Regions from separate parts of the Mus musculus genome. Here region 1 is linked to region 2. Evidence: chromatin loops called from intact Hi-C (ENCODE). Cell type or tissue: left cerebral cortex. All regions are shown on one strand. Links, peaks and the distances in the headings refer to the core of each region. The heading gives the core; the rest is flanking DNA.

The links. Hi-C counts contacts between places; a loop is a spot of excess contacts. Peaks named below come from ENCODE experiments on the same cell type or tissue, not always from the same donor. Only the 100,000 strongest peaks of a DNase experiment are listed, where the experiment ranks them.
Region 1: it touches region 2 in a loop (2.6-fold over the local background); 2 of 42 quality-filtered maps call a loop at or near these places.

The regions. Positions count from the first base shown.
Region 1 is chr9:31,408,710-31,416,709 of GRCm38, forward strand. It overlaps Nfrkb (nuclear factor related to kappa B binding protein), which reads left to right. Exons shown (of 26, transcript NM_172766.3): 18 at 564-687; 19 at 1,136-1,215; 20 at 1,355-1,569; 21 at 1,658-1,928; 22 at 2,468-2,680; 23 at 5,308-6,075. Among named protein-coding and RNA genes, the nearest start is that of Nfrkb, 27 kb to the left of the region's middle. In left cerebral cortex, for the core only: no CTCF peak of the experiment used is centred there; a DNase peak (open chromatin) is centred at 3,266.
Region 2 is chr9:31,920,440-31,930,659 of GRCm38, forward strand. No RefSeq gene overlaps it. Among named protein-coding and RNA genes, the nearest start is that of Barx2, 12 kb to the left of the region's middle. In left cerebral cortex, for the core only: CTCF peaks have their summits at 4,428 (motif pointing left) and 5,607 (motif pointing left); a DNase peak (open chromatin) is centred at 5,592.

The sequences.
Region 1 (8,000 bases), core at 1-8,000, 510 kb before region 2:
GCAGGAGAGAGAGAGAAAGAGGGGGAGGGGGGAAGGAATAGAGGAGTAGAGGCTGGTTATGAGCATGTGGAGAGAGAGAGAGGGGACAGAGAGGGAGCAAGAAGGCAAGAGCAAGATGTCTTTTTTTTTTAAGATTCATTTTTAAAAAATTTTGTGTGTACCTGTGCCTATTTTAATGTATGCCATATGAGTGTAGGTGCCCATGGAGACCAGAAGAAGGCATGGAATCTCCTGGAGGTGGAGTTATCAGGGCTGGAGCCATCTGATACGGATCCTGGGAACCAAGCACTGGTTCTCTGGAAGAGCAACAAGTGCTCTTAACTGCTGGGTCATCTCTCCAGCCCTCCTTATTCTATAACAAAAGAAAGGTTTCTACAGTTAGTTAGTTCCCAGGATCCTTACAGTGAAGATGAGTTTAGCATCTTAGTTGTACACCATTCTTTTCAGAGTGATTGATGAGCCAGTGGTAGGACAGAGCTAGGTTGAGGTCCAGTCTGCTTTTTCTCTGGCTTTTGTAGCTACTGGTTAGAGTTGTCTCACATTTCCCTTTGCTCTGTTCTTAGGTGAACACAGTGGTGAGTGGCGCACTGGATCGATTGCATTATGAGAAAGACCCTTGTGTGAAATATGACATCGGTCGGAAGCTGTGGATCTACCTGCATCGTGACCGGAGTGAGGAAGAGTTTGGTATGAGGCCTTCAGTATGCTGACTAATGGGGGGCATCTGCCTTTCAGTTCCATATCTATTATTCTGTTTGTTGGATTCAGTTAGGATAGGGTTATGGAACAAGAATCCAGTCCACCACCAAGGCCTGGCTTATCTTACTTTGTTTTTGAGAAAGAATCTTGCAGTTTAGCCAGCTATGACGATGTGTGGAACTTGCTGTGGGCCAAGCTGGCTTTGAACTTGAGATGATCTACCTTTGTCATCCCAGTTCTGGGCTTACAGTTGTGCAAATCACAACCAACTGTTTGTTTTGATTTGATTTGAGAGAGAGTCTAAGCAGGCTGCCTTGACCGTACTGTTTTCCTGCTTCAGTCTCCAAGAAGTGAGTGGATTACAGCTTCTGCTTGGAGAGGCCTTGGTTTTTAACAAAGTCAAATTTCCTAAATTTTATAACATCCTTGTTTATAGAACGGATTCATCAAGCTCAAGCAGCGGCAGCTAAAGCCAGAAAAGCTCTTCAACAAAAACCCAAGCCGCCATCCAAGGTGGTAAGTTACCTCATAAGAGCATTTCCTGTAGAGATTTGTGGTGAGACAGCGTAGCATAGATACTCGGCTTTCACCTGACCCAGTGCCTCGGGAGCCTTCGTTCATGTTGCCTAAGGTAGATTGTTTTTTTCTTCTCTAGAAGTCCAGTAATAAGGAGGGCTCCACGAAGGGCCTTAGCGGTCCTTCCGAGCAGAGCCAGATGAGCCTCAGTGACTCTAGCATGCCGCCCACCCCAGTTACGCCTGTAACACCCACCACGCCAGCATTGCCCACCCCCATCTCTCCTCCACCCGTGTCAGCGGTGAACAGAAGTGGCTCTAGCACGGTCTCTGAGCCAGCCCAGTCTAGTTCAGGGTAAGCACCTTTGTCTTCCCAGTTCTTCCCTCAGAGTCTTTTCAGACTTACATCCTGACTTTTTGTTTTTCCTGTTGCTTTTCCTCAGTGTGCTTCTGGTGTCCTCACCGACAATGCCACAGCTAGGGACGATGCTTTCCCCAGCTTCCATCCAGACTCCACCCAGTTCTCAGGCCACTGCTCGGGTTGTCAGCCATTCCAGCTCAGCAGGACTACCCCAGGTTCGGGTGGTAGCCCAGCCCAGCCTTCCTGCTGTTTCCCAGCAGTCAGTAGGGCCAGCACAGCCACTACCCCAGATGCCAGCAGGACCACAGATTCGTGTGCCAGTCACTGCTACTCAAACCAAAGTAGTACCCCAGGTAAATGGATGCTGCATGCCATTGGGATACAGGGCCATGTGGGCCTAGAGGTAGACTAATGAGTCAAAACAAGCAGAGCTTGAAGACCTGGAAGTCACATATTGTTGGTGTTGACAGTGAAGCTCATTGAAGTAATCATCTAATGTTCAGAGCTTCAGGGAAGATGTTGAAAGCTGGGAAAGTACTTTTAGGTACTCTGTTTTCCATGTTGGAAACAAGACCTTCACTCTTGGACAAGGCTCTGTAGAAGTGGACTGAGATTTCAAAGGTTGTGATTCTGAGTTCCCACTGTGCTGTTGCCATACCTTTGTGATTCAAGACAGAGTCCTGTCTTTGTCTCATTTTCCTTCCCTATATGTAAAACCGAAGAATCACCTTTGTTTTCAGTATAAGGAAATGAAATAGGATGTTGAATGTAAAACATTGCAAACATTGTACAAATATAGGAAATGCGGTGTCAATTCAAGTAGGGCCCCTGCTTCCTTGGCTGGAAGTATTTTGGTGTCTAATTGGTCTCTTGACTTCACATCCTGAACTAGGCAGTTATGGCAACAGTTCCAGTCAAGGGGCAAACTGCAGCAGCCTCTGTGCAACGGCCTGGACCTGGGCAGACAGGGCTCACAGTGACGAATCTTCCGGCTGCAGTCAGCCCCGTGAGCAAGACAGCCATGAGTTCTCCTGGGAACTCTGCTCCAAGTGCCTCCACCACAGCCGTTATTCAGAACGTCACAGGACAGAACATCATCAAGCAGGTAGGTGGACCTGACTCTAAATGGTCCCAAAGCTACAGCAAATGACTGATGGTGTAGGACATTGCCGAATAGCTTGGGTGCTATGGGGAAGGATTTGTTACCTTTGACTGCTGGTTTGGAGACTTGTCAGGTGAGTACCACATTCTGACCCTTCAGAGGCAGAGCAGCCTTCATGTTCTTCTCTTTCCTTGTATTTCAGCATTTGGTAGCTGAGATTTGGGGTTATGTTTCAGTTTCCCTGAGTTTATGCAGTTAGCTCCCGTGGCATACTTTACTGCAGGGTTTTCAGTTTGTCGTTTGTAAAGGTGGAGTATATATTTGTTTTTTTCCTTCACTGTGAATATGCAAGTCTGATCTCTGTACTTGTGAAGCCATGGGGCAGTGGTGGCATGTGCTTTTAGTTCCAGCACTTGGAAGGCAGAGGCAGGTGGATGTCTGAGTTCGAGGCCAGCCGGGTCTGCAGAGCGATTTCCAGGACAGTTAGGGCCACACAGAGAAACCCTGCCTCAGGGTAAAGAACAATTGTGAAGCCAGTTGACATCTAGGACTCGAGCAGATGAGAGCACGTGCTTTACCCCACTGTGCGGTTAGAGATGTCAGGCCTCAGTCCTGGCACTGTGGGTAGGTGGTGTAACTACGCCAGTGTGCAGAGGAAGAAGCAGACATTCCCTTCAGCAGTCGCATGCTGTCTTTGGGGAATGTAGGCGTTGTTAGACAGACTAAGCCCCTCGCTAGAGCTCATGTGTCACAGGAGAGGGAGATGATAGATAGGGGAGATTCCGTGTCATGGTTACTTTTGCCACGGTGATGGGAAGTGGCTTCTCTGAGGAGGTGAGATTTGAAGGAGATGAATGAAGCTGCTGTGCCACATAATGGTGACCTGGAGATAGAATACTTTCTGTGTAGACCTGCAAAGTAAGTGTCTTACATCAGAAACACTATGTGTCATGCCGAGTCACTGTGGTCACATTAGTGCACAAGCAGTGCATTTGGGAAGGTTGATAGTGCTTACATGGTGTTGAGCTTTGATGCTCACTTAAATGTGATGGTGAGCCACAGGCAGACTGTGGGACTGGTTTGCAGTTAATCCCTAGCTACTGGATACAGTGCACTTTGGGGAGCAAGAATAAAACCAAGGAGACTATGTAGAGCAGTTGCAGCGGGCCAGGTGAGAGGTCTGGAGGGCATTTGTTAGATGTGGTAAGAAGTGAACATAACTTATGTGGTTTGCTGGTAGCTTGAATGTGAATCTAAAAAAAGTGTTCCTGTGGGTTATGGATGGAATGGGTAGGTATTATGAGAAGGATAAAGTTGGAGGGTGGACCATATGGGACACAGAGATTATTAGTGTATGCCTGCAGATTGGGCAGCACCTGGGTGGGCTATGGTACAAAGTATTGATGAGACTTATCACTGTGTGTGACTGTCAAGTAGATGTGACTAGGACCAGGATATGGATTGTTAAAGGGAATGGCAGATGAGGAATTGGAAATAAATAAGTGAGTAATTTAAAGACAAAGATGGCAATAATTTGGATTAGAGTGTTGTGTGCAGGTGAATCAATCATATTTGATGGGTTTTTTTTTTTTTTTGGAATGGCCAGTATCGTTTGTACCTGTTTTTTTTTTTTTTGTTTTGTTTTGTTTTTTGTTGTTGTTGTTGTTTTTTTTTGTTTTTTGTTTTTTGTTTTTTAATAGCAGTGATCCAGTAGAAGGGACACTGAGAGAAAGGCATTGAGTAGAACAAAGGGGTTAAGCTATTATTTACTGGGCACTGTGAAGCTGGTAAGTGATGAATCCAGGAAGTCTGGTTCCAGAACCCCCTTCTTGGAGCTGGTGCACCACTGTTGCTCAAAATTGGTGGGCTTGTTGTAAATAGATGGATTTAGCATACCAGAGGATTGTAGGGAGATGGAGAAGGACAGGCAGGAATGTGTGTGCTGATAGTACTTGCTGCGTGGTGAGGGCATTGTGGTTAGTGTTTTTAGCTTAAGGAAAAAAAAAACCAAAACCTTTGCTAAGTTACATAACTATGTCTCCCTCCCCGCCTCTGTAAATACACACACACACACATACATGCACACACACATATAATATATATATGTGTGTGTGTGTGTGTGTGTGTATATATATATATATGTATATATATACACATATATATGTATGTATGTATATGTGTGTGTGTGTATATATATATATATATATAAAATCACAAAATAATGTATCTTGATATACTTTAAAATATCCCAGTTCTTATGGTGTGGGCTGGTAGGTGTAGCTCAGTGGTGAGGCCCTGGATTTAACATCCTTTGTGAGGGCATGTCTGCTTTATTAAACCTCATGTATCCATGCTGCTGCTGGTAACTCTGAAAATTCCAGCTCAAATCTCTTCCATTGCCTTATAAAGCCAGGAAAGGACAGATAAGATTGACAAAGTAATGATATTTGAAGCTGGGTAAAGGTTATATGGCTTATTACATTTTTCTTTACTTTTGTTTGTGTTTACCGTTTTTCAAAATGAAATGTTAGAGATACATGAAGTGTATGCCCATGGGTAGACATTTGCCTGGTCTTGCTGATGACCAGTTTAGCACTGTGAATCTCTTTGTACTCTGTTTTCCCATCTAGGTGTCGATCACTGGACAGCTTGGTGTGAAGCCCCAGACAGGCAGCAGCATTCCACTCACAGCCACAAACTTCCGTATCCAGGGTAAGGATGTACTGCGCCTGCCGCCTTCTTCCATCACCACAGATGCCAAGGGCCAGACGGTTTTGAGAATCACTCCAGACATGATGGCCACATTGGCCAAGTCTCAGGTTACCACAGTCAAACTGACTCAGGACCTCTTTGGAGCAGGAAGTGGCACTGCAGGCAAAGGCATCTCTGCTACCTTGCATGTTACTTCCAACCCTGTCCACGCGGCTGACAGCCCTGCCAAGGCCCCTTCAGCCAGTGTCCCTTCATCAGCTCCAGCAGGTACTACTGTGGTCAAAGTAACTCCTGATCTCAAGCCGACAGAAACTGCAAATTCAGCTTTTCGCTTGATGCCAGCTCTTGGTGTAAGTGTGGCAGATCAGAAGGGAAAGAACACAGTGGCCTCTTCAGAAGCAAAACCTGCCGCCACAATCCGCATCGTGCAGGGGCTGGGAGTGATGCCCCCTAAAGCAGGCCAGACCATTACTGTTGCAGCACATGCAAAGCAAGGAGCCTCTGTTGCTGGAGGGTCTGGAACTGTCCATTCTTCAACGGTGTCCTTACCCAGTATAAATGCCGCTGTGTCAAAGACTGTGGCTGTGGCCTCTGGGGCAACAAGCACCCCCATCAGCATCGGGACTGGAGCCCCCACCGTGCGACAGGTTCCTGTTAACACTACAGTTGTGTCCACATCCCAGTCTGTGAGTAATGTTGATGGTAAAGATTTTAGCCCTCTGCTCAAGAAACTGTTCTGGGAAGAGACGCGTGTCTTAGGGGTTCTTTTGCTGTGATGAAACACCATAACCAAAAGCAACTTGGGGAGGACAGGGTTGTTTTATTTGGCTTACACTTCCACATTTCTATTCATAATTGAAGGAAGCCAGGACAGGAATTCAATCAGGAGAGGACCCTAGAGGCCATGGAAGGGTGCTACTTACTGCCTTGCTTAACCTGCTTTCTTTAGATCCCAGAACTACCACCAGCTCAGGAATGGAATCACCCAAAATGGGCTGGGGCCCTCCCCATCAATAACTAAGGCAGCGTTTTACAGCTGGGACTTTGGAGGCATTTTTCTCAGATGAGTTCTCTCCTTTCAGATGGCACTTAGTTTGTGTTAAGTTGGTATAAACTGAGCCAGGACAACAGGGTTTTGCTACGTAGCCCAGGCTGGCTTAGAATTTGCTATGTGTCTAAGCTGGTCTTGACTCTTGCTCCTTACAAATTGCTTGCTCTTTCTGTCTCAGTCCATCACGTGTTGGGATTGCAGGCATGTAAGACCAGCAAGGGGAAGTTGTTTAGGGTCAGCCCCTGTCCCTTAGGAGACTGAGAACTATCCATATCACTCCATTTGACTTACAGATTTAGGCTATTGTTTTTGGAATGCAATTTACAAAAGTGTAGCATGCATGCATATATATATATACACACACACACACACACACACATATACGTACATACATACATACATACAGATTACAAAGAACTAGGTGATGGTGCACACCTTTACTCCTATCATGTGGAAGGCAGAAACAGATGGATCTCTAAGTCTGAGGTCAGCTTGGTCTACAGAGTTAGTTTTAGGACAGCCAAAGATGCACAAGAGAAAACCCTGTCTTAACATTCCCACTCCCAACCCCCCAAATTAAAAACAAAGGACAGTATCAGAAGTATAGGGTAAAGTACAAAGTTTCCTTTCCCTTCTGGTGTTGTGTTCTTACAAGAGCTAACGAATAATGTATCTATCCTTCTAGTCCTTATCCTGAGCATTCCATGCGTGTGCATGTAGTTAAGAATGTCTCAGCTATCGACCATGTCCTTTTTAGTGATGTAGTAGTTGTCCATCAGCTCTATTGAGGGTCTGTTTCCACCGCTGTTAGCGCCACAGCAGTGGTCTACTGTAAGATAATGTGTGTTGAAAGTTTTGACATTAACTGTGCTGCCAAAAAGACTGTCAGCTACATATTTTTATGTGCATAGGAAGTATTTTCTTCCAGTTTGGAACTGGAGAAGTAGCTCAGTGGTAGTGTGGTTGCCTAGTGGGCTCAAGGCTTTGGCTTTTAGCCATACTGCTATAGAAAAATATTTTCCTTTGATCTTACCTTAGGTTCGGTTTTGTTTCTTTTCTTTCTTGGTGATTTTGCTATGTTCCTGGCTGACGTGAGCTTTCTGTAGACAGAGCACCTTAGCTTCCTGAGTTCCAGGACATTCACTGAGCCCAGTGTGCTCTCTTACCTCTTTTTTTTTTTTTTCATTTTTGTTCATTTTTAATGTTTTTGTGCTTTAAATTTGTTTTTATAAGAGAGAAAGAATATGAAGTTGGGTGGGTAGAATTTGGAGAAGAGAGAACATATTGTATGAAAAAGTAAAATAATAAAAAAGAAAAACTAAGAAAGTTGTCTTGATACCTAGATAACATGAGAGCAACATCTCAGGAGAAGTGTCTGTTCTTGTGGTTGGGAGAAGAGGACTCTGAAGAGTTTGTAGGAAAATCAGCATCAGAAACTAGACAGTTTATTATAAAGTCATTGGATGCCAAATCTCACCTGTACCTGGAAGGTAGACAGTATTAGCAGTACACATGGGTAGCTCCAGAGACATCACTCTACATGGTGTCAGAAAGAACAAC
Region 2 (10,220 bases), core at 1,366-9,365:
TTCCATTTCTAAGATCTATTCATAAGTAACATTCTTTATCATCTGTAGAGATGATCATGTAGCAAATGTGCCCAGAGAAAAAAACAAGAAGGAAAAAGTATGATTTTTCTGGCATAAAACAGCATCATGTGAAATAATCCAAAACCAGAAAGAAATGCTAAAGTATCCTAAAGTATCCACCCTAGAAAATCAGTCGGAGAATCCCGGGATAGTTACATTGTTTTCTTCTTCTTCTTCTTCTTCTTCTTCTTCTTCTTCTTCTTCTTCTTCTTCTTCTTCTTCTTCTTCTTCTTCTTCTTCTTCTTCTTCTTCGCCTCCTCCTCCTCCTCCTTCCTCTTCCTCTTCCTCCTCTTCTTCTTCTACCTCTTCCTCTTCTTCCCCTTCTCTTCCTCCTCCCCTTCCTCTTCCTCCTCCTCTTCCTCTTCCTCCTCCTCTTCCTCTTCCTCCTCCTCTTCCTCCTCCTTCTCCTCCTCCTCCTTTTCTAATCAAGCAATGTTTCTGCAGACAAACATGTTACTTAACTTCCAACAGACAGCCTCAGGACAATTTTTCCATTTCTCCGATGTTATGGATTTTCCTTCATTTCTTTCAACAGTTATAGGAAGGTGAAGACCTAAACAGGCTGCAAATTACCAGAGTAAATGAACAAAATGGTGCCAATCTCTCTATTCATTTCAATTATGGAAGCTGACTGCCTTTTTTTTTTAATGGAATTCAAAGTTATTACAGAACAGAGAACCTCTGATTCCACTGCCAGTCCACATTCTGATACGTTTGCTTAAATCAATTATTAAGTTACTTAGATATGTCTCCAGAAGCTGCCAAAACATCTGGTGGATTCAATCAGGTCAAAAGGAAATTGTGCCAAGTCGCAGGGGGTGGGGGGAACGGGAATTAGTCTGATTACTCATTTGTACAGGCAGAACAAGGAGTTGTTTTCTTCCAGTAGACAGTAAGAGGATATAGCTCCATAGGTTTTGGTTTTCTCTTTGGAAGCCAGAATACAGCCCATAATTCCTGAAAGAGGTTGCAATTTTTATCAGTTAATGCTTGCAAAGTTTTCTGACAGATCTTCGGTCCAAAATGTAATGGGTGTGAAGCTGTCTTATTCATGTCTGTGAGACAATTCCGTGCTCGTTTGAATTCTGTGTTCTGGAAGTTGGAAGCAAGCCAATGGACTGATGCTGTTTGATATTCCCTGAATGCTGAAATAAAATAAATAAAATAAAATAAAATAAAATAAAATAAAATAAAATAAAATAAAATAAAATAAAAGTAGCTGTGCCAGCAATCACAGAACAGTGCCCGCGGTGTAACAAAATCCCGCACTTGATTTTCATCGACTAAAGTATATCTATCCAGGGCTCTTCACTGGAACCTTCGCGCACAGAATGCTTCTCTATAGGATCTAATATAATCTGGGACCAACAGAGAATTTTGATTTCTTCAGCCCTCTCATATGACATCTTCAACGGATACCTGGAATTTCAAATCACTATCTTCATAAATCATGTGGCTACAGCCCCCAGAGAAGGAGAAAGAGAGAGAGAGAGAGTCCCAAGACCCTGCCATTCTGAGGACACTGTCTTGATTTGCCTTTTCTGTAAGTTACTTGAGGAAGAAATACCCTGTGGTTTGTAGCACTCTATTGAAGATCTGTTTGAGAAATCTGCAAGAGCATACAGAGTCTCCATTGAAAATACACAGGAGAAAAAGAAAGCATTTTCATATTGATTTGTGACGTTAAGGACAGATTACCTGGCTGTATCTGATTTTTATAGCTTTCTTATCTGCATATAGTTTTAAGCTAAAAGGAAAAGCCAGAGATGATTAGAAACGATCATTGATATACCGTTCAACATAAACTTTGTATGGAGGTCAGAGGTGACTGTCTTTCCTACTGAATATTCTAGAGCACACAATCACTCACGCTGATGTCTGTGTAGAACTCGCTGGATAGCTTAATTATTCAGAGTTAATTGTTAATGAGCTAGTTTCTGTTTTGTTTTGTCTAATGTATTTCTATCTCCTAAGGAGGAAAAAAATAGTTCTTTGCTCCAGGGACAATGAAATTCAAAGAAACCAATTTTCTTAGTAGAAGGAAGAAGGGTTTTTTTTGTTGTTTTGTTTTTTGTTTTTTTCAGGAGATGGGGAAATACTTTATTTAGAGTCTCAGTATGATAGACTCTTGCTCCATTTTAAAAATAAATAAGGGCTGGAAAGACTGCTCAGGTATCAATACTACTAGCTGCTCTTCCAGAGGACCTGAGTTCAATTCCCAGCACCCATATGATGGCTCACAACCATCTGTAATGTGTGTGTGTGTGTGTGTGTGTGTGTGTGTGTGTGTGTGTGTGTGTGTGTGTGTGTGTGTAATGATATGTATATATATTTTTATGTTTGATATTTTCTCTGTGTAGTTCTGGCTGTCCTGTGTCCTGGTACTCACTTTGTAGACTAGCCTTGGTTCAAAGTCACAGAGATCTGCCTGTATCTGCCTCCCAATTGTTGGGATTAAAGGCATGCACTACCATGCCCAGCCTGAGAATCTATTCTTGAACAGGCTACAAAAACCATTTCCTAAAAAGCTCAGAATTACTGACAAGCAAAATGAAAATGCCAGGCCTCAGCCAGGCGTGGTGGCGTATGCCTTTAATACCAGCACTCGGGAGGCAGAGGCAGGCAAATTTCTGAGTTCAAGGCCAGCCTGGTCTACAGAGTGAGTTCCAGGTCAGCCAGGGCTATACAGAGAAACCCTGTCTCAAAAAACCAAAAATCAAAGGAAGAAAGAAAGAAAGAAAGGAAAGGAGAGGAGAGGAGAGGAGAGGAGAGGAGAGGAGAGGAGAGGAGAGGAGAGGAGAGGAGAGGAGAGGAGAGGAGAGGAGAGGAGAGGAGAGGAGAGGAAAAGAAAAGAAAAGAAAAGAAAAGAAAAGAAAAGAAAAAAGAAAATGCCAGGCCTCCGGTCAAAACTTGAGCATAGCCTACCTGCCTGCAGACACATGGAGGCCAGCAGCCTATAAATGAGCCTAAAGACAAACTGAGAGAGAAGCCATTTACAAGGTTGCATTCTGGAGCACAGAGGCACACATAAAAGAGCCTAAGTGAATCACACTCTGTGTGTGGGCATGTGGCCTGGTATGACACTTCTGGAGGGCAGCTTGGCGCCATGTCAAAGTCAAAGAACGATGCGGCAATCTCAGTCTACAAACTGAAACCAAAGCTGCGGTTCTCAATTGTGATAATGCCAAGCATAAGGCTCTAGGACAGTGGTTCTCAACCTGTGGGTCCCGACCCCTCTGGGGGTCAAATATGCATACCAGATATCCTGCATATCAGATATCCTGCATACCAGACGTTTATGTCACAGAAAAACAATTACACTTATGGTTGGGGGTTTACCACAACATGAGGCGCTATATTAAAGAGTCACAGCATTAAGAAGTTGAGAACCACTGGTCTAGGAGAACTTGCCTGAAAACTGTTAACACCTAGGGTGTGAGAGTTGACCTTTCTTTGGGTTTTGAGGTGTTTTGTTTGGTTCGTTTTGTTGTTTGTTTGTTTGTGGGGGTTGGCTTGTTATTTGGGTTGTTTCCTTTTTCTTTTGCTTGTTGTTTGAGACAGGATCTCTCTAGGTAGCCTTGGATGTCCTAGAAGTCACTTTGTAGATCAGCCTGGCCTTGAACTTCCTGAGATCTGCCTGCTTCTGCCTCCAGGTCCTGGGATTAAGTGCAAATCCTGCCTTGTCAGGTAAGAATTGGCATTTTTAAACAACACAATAAAAACGGGAAGGCCCTAAGCAGAAAGGCATATGTTAATTACGAGATTCATTTAAATTGTGGAAAATCAACATTTATTTCACACTTCTGAGCCTCAGTTTTCTCATGCTTTACACACACGTAAAATCCATTGTTTAAATGTGTATCTTTTAAATCCCTTGTGGGATTTAAACATTTAAACAATGCCCAACATAAAGATAAACAACTGTCAATTATTAATACTGAGTGAAAAAATCCATTTAAACAATGTAGTCTAAAATACAATTCAGTTTTTGAAATATTGTTCATGGACATGCATGTCCATGAAGACTGGTCCCAAAACATATTCAAATATTAATTAGTAATTTTTACTAGGAAAATTTACAGGATTTGTCTAGCCTTTCTGAAGTTTTAAACAATATTTCTACTATTTTATTTTATACTGTGTATTTAAAATAAATATATATATACAATATATACTATATGTATTAAAAGGTAGTTCCCCCAAAACTATTTAAATTTTAAAATATCTAAAATATTTAGACTACTTAAAATTCTAATATTAAAATGTTTAAAATATTTAAGTTAAAAATTGTATATTGGGCTGGAGAGATGGATCAGTGGTTAAGAGCCACATGGTGGCTCACAACAATCTGTAATGAGATCTAACGCCCTCTTCTGGTGTGTCTGAAGACAGCCACAGTGTACTTATATATAATAAATAAATAAATAAATCTTTGGGCCAGAGTGAGCAGGGCTGGAGAGAGAAGAAAAAGTGTCTGAAGACAGCTACAGTATACACACATATAATAAATAAATAAATCTTTTTAAAAAATTGTATAGTTAATAGCTAGACATAGTGGCACACAGCTTTAATCCCAGCACTCTGGAGTCAGAGGTTAGCAGATCAATGTAAAATTGAGGCCACCTTAGTCCACACAGCAGTTCTAGGCCACAATGAGGCTTTGTCTGAAAAAAAAAAAAAAAAAAAAAAAGAAAGAAGAAGAAGAAGCAAAAGTTGTATACTTAATGAAAAGTGTACTTTAATACTATCTTATATTTGCATAACACATTTACAGAAGTGTTTTGCATGCATTGCTCCCTGGGAGCCTGGAGCAGTCCTATGTATTTAAACCAATATGTGTACTACTCCTGTTTTACATTGGGGAAAATGAACTCACCTGCTTCCCTTAGGCTGACTACAGACAGCTCAAGTTTTAGAGTGGAGCCCCAAATCTAGTTGTTGGGGTTTTTTTGTTGTTGTTGTTGTTTGTTTGTTTGTTTGTTTGTTGTTTTTGTTTTTGTCCAAGTTCAGAATACCCTCTATCCCTCTATTGGACAGTATTTTCTGATTAGTACCAGTTACGTTTAAAAAAAAATATAATTTCTACTGTTCACTTGCCTGCCCAGTAGTTTTGTTGTCTTTTTATACACTAAGCCATTGATAACATTGAAATTTACTTGACTATTAAGAAGACTGACAGGAATATATACATACATATATAATCATCTCATGGGCCAGGAAGCTTCGGTTATGAAGTAGTCTAAATATGAATAGTCCCCATTGCCCTTTAAAATCAACAGAAATTTCATGAGCAAGGAAAGGTAGCTGACAAGTATGTGGAGTAAGGGTTGCCAATTGGATTGCTGTGAACTCCTCTGAGCGCTCTCGGGCCAGCCGTCCAGCCCTGAGCATGGCCCTGACAAAGATTAATCAGCAAGCAAATTTAGCTGTTGACTCTGCTTGGAACCCATGGGAGCCTGAGGCAGCAGCAAGACCTCAGAGCAGCAGTTACTGCCCTCTGGCAGAGGACAAGGACGTTCTTCGCGCTTGCGGTGGAATCACGGCTCCCTCTATTGGCAGGACACGGGAATGCGCCTGAAGACAGCCACTGAAGCGCTGACGTCAGCGCTAACTTCTGTTCCGTTCTCCAGCGACCCTTGAGGCTTGTGGTGGAGCAGACTATATAGAACTGTGTCAGTAGCATCACTAACCACTGCACTTCCCATATCCGGAACCAGCTTTAGATGTGGCCGGGAAGGCTGTTTGCTGATCTTAAATTCATCAAGGACTTGAATAGTCATCTAAAATCATTTAAGTGATTTAACGCTACTTTGTAACGTGTATTTGACAAAAGATATGGGAGCAGACCATGATACAGGAAGAATGTTTACAGTACCCTACTCGGCAACCCTGGCTGTGCCCTGATGCTACAGCGTGAGACCAAATCCAAGCTGCATGTATGGACCTCAACCGATACTGAAAGCCCACTGACCTGAGGTAATGAGCCTTAGAGACTCTATTAGTACACTTGGCAGACCTCTAATATGATCTACACTGTGACCTTACAGTGTATTTTAGTGTACATGTGCCTACTACACTGTAGTTTGGATGCATTTCACATTACCCTAGACTTACAAACACAGCTGCTCTCGTTTAACTACGGCAGTAAACGTTCTGAGAAAGGGAACGGAGAGTGTGGCTGAAATTGGAAAATGTAAGGTTAAAAATATATTAATAATAGGATGTCCATAGAACAAGGCAGACTGAAAACATCTCAGCTTTTCTAACCTGAAGAAAAAGCTCTGGCCTTAGAAATGACTAAGACACTGTTGAGTTGGCAGCAGTGACAGGACTTTTTCACATGAAATGCCTATTTCCTTATTCTCTCCTGCCCTGCAATAGGACATACCAAGCTAACCAGTCTGGCCAGGCATGAAAAGCAAGTTTGTATGTCACTACAACCATCCAGTCCTGCCGAACATTTCAGAGCTGAGCTCTAGTTCATGTGGCTGGCTGAAACCAGCGCAAACTACAAAGCACTGTGGATAATCATTAAGAAGCTGGCTTGGGTCCTGCATTCTTAGTGGCTGCTTAGCCAATCAGATAACCGGGTTTGGGAACATTGTTGTTTCTTGATATTTAATAGCACATTGTTCAATACAGCATTTTCCTTTTACACTGCCTTCTCACAAGCATGGCTGTGCTAGAGAAAATGGACAAAACTCTAATAAAGAGGTAATTTACTTAATTATTTGTTGAGCATCATTTCTGTCTCAGGAATGGTGGGGTTGGAAGTATGGGTAAACATGGGTAAAAAATGGACACTCCTTCCTCAGAATAGCAGGCAAATGAATCAGCAAGCCGCTACCTATACCCAAGGTGGTATGTTCGAAACTAGTCCAGTTATAGCTCCGTCTTAGAGAAGATCATGGAAGAATCACAGAAACGGGGATGAAAAAAACCCACACTTTTGCATCCGAGCTAAGGCCTGAAGGAAGATTGTGAGTTAGCATGAAGTGAATGAAATGTGAAAATTGTTCAAGGAGGGGGCAAGAGAAACATCCCAAGTCGAGAGGCAAGTGAAGCAAACTGTTGGGTGGTCTACAGGTGACATGTGTAGTTCTAGAGAGAGCGTAGTTACTGATGGCAAGGTCAGGAGAGGCCGAGGAGAGAAGAGCAGCCCAGGACCATAGCACCTTGTACATTAGCATCAATTTACCCTTACCCTGAAAACTCCCCAGCAAGGGAGTGATGTAAGCACTCGCACAAGTGTACATGTGAGAGGAGCAGAGAGGGATCGGGGACCAGTTAAGGAGCACCCACAGCAAGGCCAGTGAGTAATGGCTACTTTCTGAAGGAATGGAGATGAAGTGACAGGAGAGATGGGAGTCATTTTCAGAAGTTTGAATCTGCAAGACTTGAGGATGATTCTTTTTTTTAATATTTTTTATTACATATTTTCCTCAATTACATTTCCAATGCTATTCCAAAAGTCCCCCATACCCTCCCCCCCACTTCCCTACCCACCCATTCCCATTTTTTTGGCCCTGGCGTTCCCCTGTACTGGGGCATATAAAGTTTGCGTGTCCAATGGGCCTCTCTTTCCAGTGATGGCCGACTAGGCCATCTTTTGATACATATGCAGCTAGAGTCAAGAGCTCCAGGGTACTGGTTAGTTCATAATGTTGTTCCACCTATAGGGTTGCAGATCCCTTTAGCTCCTTGGGTACTTTCTCTAGCTCCTCCATTGGGAGCCCTGTGATCCATCCATTAGCTGACTGTGAGCATCCACTTCTGTGTTTGCTAGGCCCCGGCATGGTCTCACAAGAGACAACTACATCTGGGTCCTTTCGATAAAATCTTGCTAGTGTATGCAATGGATTCTTTTTTTATTATTTTATGTATATGAGTACACTGTAGCTGTACAGATGGTTGTGAGCCATCATGTGGTTGCTAGGAATTGAACTCAGAACCTCTGCTCACTCCTGACCAAAGATTTATTTATTATTATAGGTAAGACTGTAGCTGTCATCAGACACACCAGAAGAGGGTGTCAGATCTTATTACACATGGTTGTGAGCCACCATGTGCTTGCTGGGATCTGAACTTAGAACCTTCGGAAGGGCAGTCAGTGTTCTTAACCACTGAGCCATCTCTCCAGCCCCCTTGAGGGTGATTCTGATGTGAGAAAAGCAAACAAGTCAACGGCAGGAATGGCTGAGTTTAACCATGCATGGTGTTCATTCCTATAATCCCAGCCATCGGGGGCCTGGGACAGGAAAAGCATGAGTTTAAGTCTAGCTTAGACTACAAAGCAACTTCAAGCAAGCCTAGACCACTGGATAGAAAGGTATTGCCTCAAAAAATATGAGATCAGGGTGTGATGGTACATGACTTTAATCCTAGCATGCTAGAGCCAGGCAGATCTCTCTGAGTTGGAAACCAGCAGAGTGTACAACCCAGGGACTTCCAGGCCAGCCAAGGCTACACAAAGAGGCTCTGCCTCAAAAAACAAAGAAAGAAAGAAAGAAACAAAGAAAAATGATACAATTTAAAATCCAGGTATAGTGATTCATACCTATAATCCCAAGACTTGGGATGCTAAATCAGGAAGAAGGCCAGAAATTTGAGCCCAGTCTATGATAGACAGTAAATTCAGTCCAAACTAACCTGTCTGGAAAAAAAAAGGCTTAAATAAATTTTTCTCCAAAGCTATTATAGAAATGCCAAACCCAGACCAGAAAAGATGTTCAGTATTATTCATCATTGGGAAAATAGAATGAATAAATCAAAACCATAAGCATATAATCCTTCACACATGTTACCATAAAAAACAGTGTTGGTAAGGATGTAGAGAAATTAGAGCCCTTGCCTTGATGTGGTTGGTGAGAAAGTTAAACAGCGCAACTGTTATAAAAGTAGCCTAGCAGTTCCTCAGAAATCTAAACATAAAATCACCACACTGTCTTAGTTATTTCTATTGCTATGCTAAGACACCATGACCATGGCAACTTAAAAAAAAGGAGAGAGCTTATTGGCCTTACAGTTTCAGAAAGTGTGTCCGTGGCCATTGTAACAGAGCATGTTGGGCAGGCAGGCAGACATGGTGTTAGAAAAGTAGCTAAGAACTTGCATCCTGATCTATAAGCACAAGGCAGAAAGAGCTAACTGGGAATGCTATGGGTTTTTGAAACCTCCGAGCCCACCCCTAGTAACACTCCTCTCCCAACAAGTCCTCATCCTAATCGGTCCCAGTCCCACCAACTGAGAACTAAATATTCAAACATACCGGGACTGGAGGGGGAGGGCTTTCTCATTCAAACTAGCGCACACACATCACCCAGATATAGAGCCCTAGAAATGTACTCAAAATAGTCCTAAAGAGGAAACACAAAAATATATTCAGATGCTCACTACATTATCTATTGTGGCTAAAAAAAAAAAATAGAAAGAACACAAGTATATCAATAGGAAATCAGATAAGCAACAAAGGTTACATACACACAGTGAAATGTTACTTGGCTATACAAAGGCATAAACTTCTGATATATTCTACATGTGAATGAGTCTTCTAAGTATTACACTAATTGAAATAAGTCAGTCAAAATTATGTAAGTACTGTGTAACCAAATGTATAGCCCACTTGGCCAGAGAGGCACTTGGAAGCTATTGAGAGTACAAAATTAGAATCACAGTTAATAAGGCTTTCCTGGAGAAATGTGAACAAATTTCTATTAACTCTAGTTAGTGTAGCAACCACAGATAAAAGAAATTATTCTGTTCAAGTGTACCTTGTTGAGCCAATGAGTTTATTAGAATTACTTACAGGGACATGAGCAATTCAAAGGTATCCACATTACTGAAAAGTCCACTCCGCGTAGGTGAGGACTGAGGGACACTGAAGCTAACAGGCAGCTTCTTAGCAGAAGAGTCTCCTCTGAGGCTTGCAGAGGTCGTGAGGGTCCAGACATTGTGGGGCAGAGAGGAGGTAACATGTTCCCCTGTGTGCATCTGATGTTAATATTGATTATCAGTTTCACAGGATCTAGAATCACCTTGAAGACATGGTTCCAAGCATCCCTGTGAGGGATTAGATTATATGCCTCTGTGCATACCTGTGTGGGATAGTTTAGATTGCATTAGCCTCTGTGCATACCTGTGATGGAATATCTTGGTTAGGT